Linked DNA regions of Homo sapiens: region 1 is linked to region 2. Evidence: read pairs that join two places in POLR2A ChIA-PET (ENCODE). Cell type or tissue: Panc1. All regions are shown on one strand. Each heading gives the region's core, and the rest is flanking DNA. Links, peaks and the distances in the headings are about the cores only.

Region 1 (2,919 bases), core at 145-2,644, 300 kb after region 2:
GGCAAGAGAGTCTCTTGAAACACTTCATAGAGGTCAGCTTGCTGGAGAAGTGGGGAGAGTGGATGTAGGGGTGGGATGAAGGAAATAGAAGATAGCTGGCACAGCCATCTATCCGTCCATGCATAAAGTTATCAGCATTTTTTAGTTCCAAAATCAACGACCCAAACTCACTAAGATACAGCTTATTTCATAATGGAGAATTTGATGAATGCTTGTTTGCTTTTCCAAACCTCGTGATCACAAATATTACAGTTATAGCCTCTTTCAGGCTGTATATTTTTCAGCAGAGTGTTAATATTTTTATTCTGTTTTAATATGTGACTCTCCTTGTCTATTTTAATTAAAAGTATTTGAGGAAATGGGCTATTAAAAGCTGTATCTATATAAGTAGAGGGCAAACTTACAGGAAGATGAAGGTGTCATAGACACATGGTGTTGAAGAAGGTTCAGAAGTAGAAGTGGGATATCTGGAATAAATGGTCCTTGAGCACACAGGCCTAAGGTGAGTGGAAGGAAAGAATGAACCAGGAGACAAGGAAATGGTAAATAGCTCAAGGTACATTTCTAAATATTTTTGAACACAAGAAACACATGGTTTTATTGACTTACCAAGTCTTCATAGTCACTAAGCATGGTTAGTAGATGTTTTTCTCTTTGCCATTGGGAGGTCGTCAGGGGCTTTATGAGTAAAATTTTAGTATGCAGTATTTATTTACTTTTATGGGCTTTAAACCTCTGAAATGTGGTATGGGTGGAGAGAAGGTACCTCTTTGAAATGAGAATAATAAAATCTGGGATTTGAAGGAGATCTTCCACTAGTATAAGAATCTAATTTACAACATTCTTACCATATAACTTTCCAATCATTTAAAGGAGGCCATTGCTAAGGAGCTCAATGTTTCCTTAGGCATCGTTTCAACTTTGTGCCTGCTCAGTCATTATAAAGCATTTTCTCCTAGAAGCAGAGATACATTTTTACAGCTTCTGCCTATGGGTTCTGGAGAAGAGAAAAAGTAATATTTTCCCTCACCCATTGCCAGGTACATGGCTGAGGTACATATAACAAGAGACAAATTAACAATAGAAAAACATACTAATTTGTTTAATAAAAATTTTATGTGACATGGGAGCCTTCAGAAATGGAGACCCAAACAAAAGGAAAAATCTGTGTATTTTTATACTTAGGTTTGAGGAAGAGTGGACAGTCATGAAGAAATATAATTGGACAAAGAAAGTATGACCTAATAGTAATAAACTAAGGGAAATTTAGCAAGAGCTGTTGGTTCAGATTCTTCTTGACATCTCTGAGTCTTCGAAAATAAGGATGTTTCTTTCCTCTTAATGTAGGGAAGCTACCTTTGTTATGAGTATTTTATGACCAGCTTCAGGCAGAGGAGAAGGACCAGTCAGAGACTTTCCTGCTTCTGCTATTTTCTCAAATACCAAAGTGACATATTTTGGGGTTAATGTTCTCCCCATTCTGCCCATCAGCTCTCCTGCCATTTGGATGGGCTTCTCATTGTCTATTCCCTCTTCTATACGAAAAGGTCTCCTGATAATCTTCTTTCTGTTTCTTCTAGCTTTCTTTTACCCTGGTGAAATAATTAACGCTAATAAGAGATGTGCATAACATTTTATTGGCACACTGTGAACTAGACAGTGGGCTAGACGTTTTATACATTCTATTGCCAGTCTTTACAAAAACATTACAAGATTGGTATTTTCTTTTCTTTTCTTTTTTTTTTTTTTTGAGATGGAGTCTCACTCTGCCACCCAGGCTGGAGTGCAGTAGTGTGATCTTGGCTCACTGCGACCTTTGCCTCCCGGGTTCAAGCTATTCTGTCTCAGCCTCCCGAGTAGCTGGGACTACAGGTGCCCACCACCACACCTGGCTAATTTTTGTATTTTTAGTAGAGATGGGGTTTCACCATATTGGCCAGGCTGGTCTTGAACTCCTGACCTTGTGATTTGCCCAACTCGGCCTCCCAAAGTGCTGGGATTACAGGCGTGAGCCACCGCGCCTGGCCAAGATCAGTATTTTCATACCCATTTTACAGGTGAGAAAGGTCATGAAACTTCTAAGTGGCTGAGCTGGGATTAGAAAACCGATCTGAGGTCTGGCATGGTGGCTCACGCCTGTAATCCCAGCACTGTGGTAGGCTGAGGTGGGCAGATCACCTGAAGTCAGGAGTTCAAGACCACCCTGGCCAACATGGTGATACACTGTCTCCACTAAAAATTAAAAAAAAATTAGCTGGGGGTGGTGGTGTGCACTTGTAGTCCTAGCTACTCGGGAGGCTGAGGCAGGAGAATTGCTTGAATGATTCTCGGGAGGAGGAGGTTGCTGTGAAATGAGATCGTAGGTTGCAATGAGCTGAGGTTGCAGCCAGCTGAGATCGCGCCACTGCACTCCAGCATGGGCGACAAGAGCGGAAACTCTATCTCAAAAAAGAAAAAAAAAGAAAGAAAGAAAAGATAACAGATCTGAGTTCAAGCGTACATTCTTTCCCCCAGTCTCAGTTCCTTCATTTCCCAGACATCCTCAGCATCCTGATCACTCTCTGGGTTAGTGTTTCTCAAACTGATGATTTTAAAAATCTGAACGGGGTACGGTGGCTCACACCTGTTATCTCAGCACTCTGGGGGCTGAGGCGGGAAGATCACTTAATCCCAGGAGTTCGAGACCAGGCTGGCAACACGGCCGAATCCTGTTTCTACGAAAAATACAATAATTAGCTGGGTATGGTGATACGTGCCTGTGGTCACAGCTACTTAGGAGGCTGAGCGGGGAGAATGGCTGTGCCTGGGAGGTGGAGGCTGCAGTGAGCTGTGATTGCACCCCTGCACCCCAGCCTAGGTGACAGAGCAAGACCCTGTCTCAAAAACTAAAACAAAACAAAATTCTGGTTGAGTAGGATC
Region 2 (2,919 bases), core at 142-2,641:
TAAAATAATTTTATACATAGAACTAACATTTGACTTAGTTAATAACTGAATCTTATTTACCCTTATTTATGTTTTTTTCTATTAAGGTAGACTACTAAAGGAAGGCAAAAAGTCATTGTTTTCTGTCTTGTATCAGAAAATAAAATTGTTTATAAAACCCCCCAAAACCAGTAATCTAATCAATGTTTTATCTTCATAGTACACTTACCTTTTCATTTTCTCTACCTTTTAAAAAATCACCTTTATCTCTTAACACCTAATATTAATATTAGCTTTAAAAATTAGCTTGGCTTTACGAACATCTTATTTTAATGTTCTTTCATAAAACAAGAAGAGTTTCAATGTTATCTTTTGAGAAGTGTTGGCACCATGTCCTCAAGGCACAAAAGTTGTAAGAATTGAGGGCTTTCTGTAAAATTACCAAGCAAGAGTTAGGTAGACATTAAATACAAACAAAAAACTGTGCTTAGGGAACACAATTTCATTACTTTACAAGATCATTGAAAGTCATGTTTATTATGTCATGTCTATTGGCATGTCTGGATCCATGTGGTCACATGCCTCAGAGTCCAGAGGCCTGTAGAGGAGAATGTCCATGATTCCCCCCCTTTCCATAGAATGGTTTGTTCCTAATTTCTCATTGTCTAGTTGGGGAGTCTTTTTTGAAACAGAGTCTTGCTGTGTCACCCAGGCTGGAGTGAAGTGGCACCATCTCAGCTCACTGCAACCTCCATGTCCCAGGCTCAGATGATTCTCCTGCCTCAGCCTCCGGAGTAGTTGGGACTACAGGTGCACCACCACACCTGGCTAATTTTTGTATTTTTGGTAGAGATGGGGTTTCATCATGTTGGTCCTGACCTCAAGTGCTCCACCCACCCTGGCCTTTCAAAGTGCTGGGATTATGGGCATGAGCTACTGTGCCCAGCCTAGTTGGGGAGTCTTAATAGAAGTCTACTGAGAGACATAGCTCTGATACATATCTCTTTGGGTATTATACGCTGTGCTTCCTAACCCACAAGTTCATAGTGCAGTACATATGTGCAATATTAGTTGAAAGGATTTGGGGGAATTAGTGCTCATAAATAGAAAATCCTGATTTCTAGCAATTAGGCCGATAGTTGGATATACCAATTATTTTTCTGATAATTTTTCTAAGTAAATTTTTGGATTCTTTTATATTTACGTATATCTCAATCTTAAGTAGTTATTGTCTTTCTTCTGTTTTATTTAAGTATTTATAAGAGTTGTTCTGAACAAGACTTTCTTTGTGTGAGTTGGAATTTTCTGCCCAGTTACTTTCTAGCTTCCCTCATTGGCTCTTAGTAATGATCTTTAGGACATGACTATCAAAGACCTCAAAATACTCATATTAGGAATTTCTATCAGTCAGTCTTCCTGGAAGATAAGTCTGTACATTCCTAAATGTATATGGGACAAATATTTTGAACCTATTATAATATTTAAGTTGCTTAGCCTATCCCTTTACCTTTCTGTGCCCTTTTTTTTTTTTTTGCTTATTCTTTTGTAAAACAGTGCTGTTTTCTTTCTTACTCTGTTATGAATCACTGTCTCATGGCTTTTAACATTAAAATTTGTGTGCTTTGCTTAATCACTCTGCCAGCTCCCAGGATGTTTACAGATTGAGGATTCCTCCTACTCTTGTTTACTGAGTATTGCCAGGGTTCTGTATACATTAAGCTCAGTGGGACTACTCCCAAGTCACTCTTAAACTCGTCTTTCTTGAGATTCTGTTGATTTAAAAAAAAAAATTCTAGATCTCGCAGGCTGCTGTTTTCCTTACCCAAGTGATGATCTGTAAGATTTTAGTTGTGTATTTCATTGTTGCTTTCATTTAGTATTTTACTATTGTTAAATTGATATTTATTGCTATGCATATGTTAGTATAGTGGAAATAGACATTAATGATGACATTGCTGTTTAATTGTATTTTGCAACATTTTAGTACAGATGCCCTTGAACAACACAGGTTTGAACTGTGTAGGTTCACTTAAATGCAGAGTTTCTTCCACTGCTGTCACCCCTGAGACAGCAAGACCAACCCTTCCTCCTCTTCCTCCTCAGCCTGCTCAATGTGAAGATGAAGATAAGAATATTTATGATGATCGACTTCCACTTAATGGATAGTAAATACATTTTCTCTTACTTATGATTTTCTTCTTTCTTTTTTTTTTTTTTTGGAGGCAGAGTCTTGCTGAATCCCACCCAGCTAATTTTTGTATTTTTAATAGAGACGGGGTTTTGCCATGTTGGCCAGGCTGGTCTTGAACTTCTGACCTCGGGTGAACCACCTGCCTCAGCCTCCCAAAGTGCTGAGATTACAGGCGTGAGCCATGGCACCTGGCCTCTGTTTTTTTTTTTTTTTTTTTTCTCTTTGTGACAGAGTCTCACTCTGTCACCCAGGCTGGAGTGCAGTGGCATGATCTTGGCTTACTGCAATCTCGCCTCCTGGGTTCAAGTGATTCTCTTGTCTCAGCCTCCTGAGTAGCTGGGATTACAGGCGCATGCTGCCAAGCCTGGCTAATTTTTGTATTTTTAGTAGAGACGGGATTTCGTGTTTTCCAGGCTGGTCTCGAGCTCCTGACCTCAAGTGATCTGCCTGCCTCAGCCTCCCAAAGTGTAGGGATTACAGGCGTGAGCCGCCATGCCTGGCCTGCTTTTCTTAATAACATGTTTTATTTTTCCCTAGTTTACTTAATTGTATGAGTACAGTATATAATACACATACAAAATGTGTTAATTGACTACGTTATCAATAAGGTTTCCAGTCAACAATAGGTTATGAGTAAAGTTTTTGAGGAGTTAAAAGTTACATGCAGGCTGGGCGCAGTGGCTCACGCCTGTAATCCCAGCACTTTGGGAGGCCAAGGCGGGCAGATCACGAGGTCAGATCAAGACCGT

The links. ChIA-PET counts read pairs that join two places held together with the same protein. Peaks named below come from ENCODE experiments on the same cell type or tissue, not always from the same donor. Only the 100,000 strongest peaks of a DNase experiment are listed, where the experiment ranks them.
Region 1: POLR2A ChIA-PET joins it to region 2 with 12 read pairs; 2 of 35 experiments call an interaction of 5 or more read pairs at or near these places.

What each region holds. Positions count from the first base shown.
Region 1 is chr5:79,203,218-79,206,136 of GRCh38, reverse strand. All of the region lies in intron 1 of LOC124901011 (a long non-coding RNA gene), which reads left to right. Among named protein-coding and RNA genes, the nearest start is that of JMY, 31 kb to the left of the region's middle. In Panc1, for the core only: no CTCF peak of the experiment used is centred there; no DNase peak of the experiment used is centred there.
Region 2 is chr5:79,503,004-79,505,922 of GRCh38, reverse strand. All of the region lies in intron 1 of HOMER1 (homer scaffold protein 1), which reads left to right. Among named protein-coding and RNA genes, the nearest start is that of HOMER1, 9.7 kb to the left of the region's middle. In Panc1, for the core only: no CTCF peak of the experiment used is centred there; a DNase peak (open chromatin) is centred at 1,632.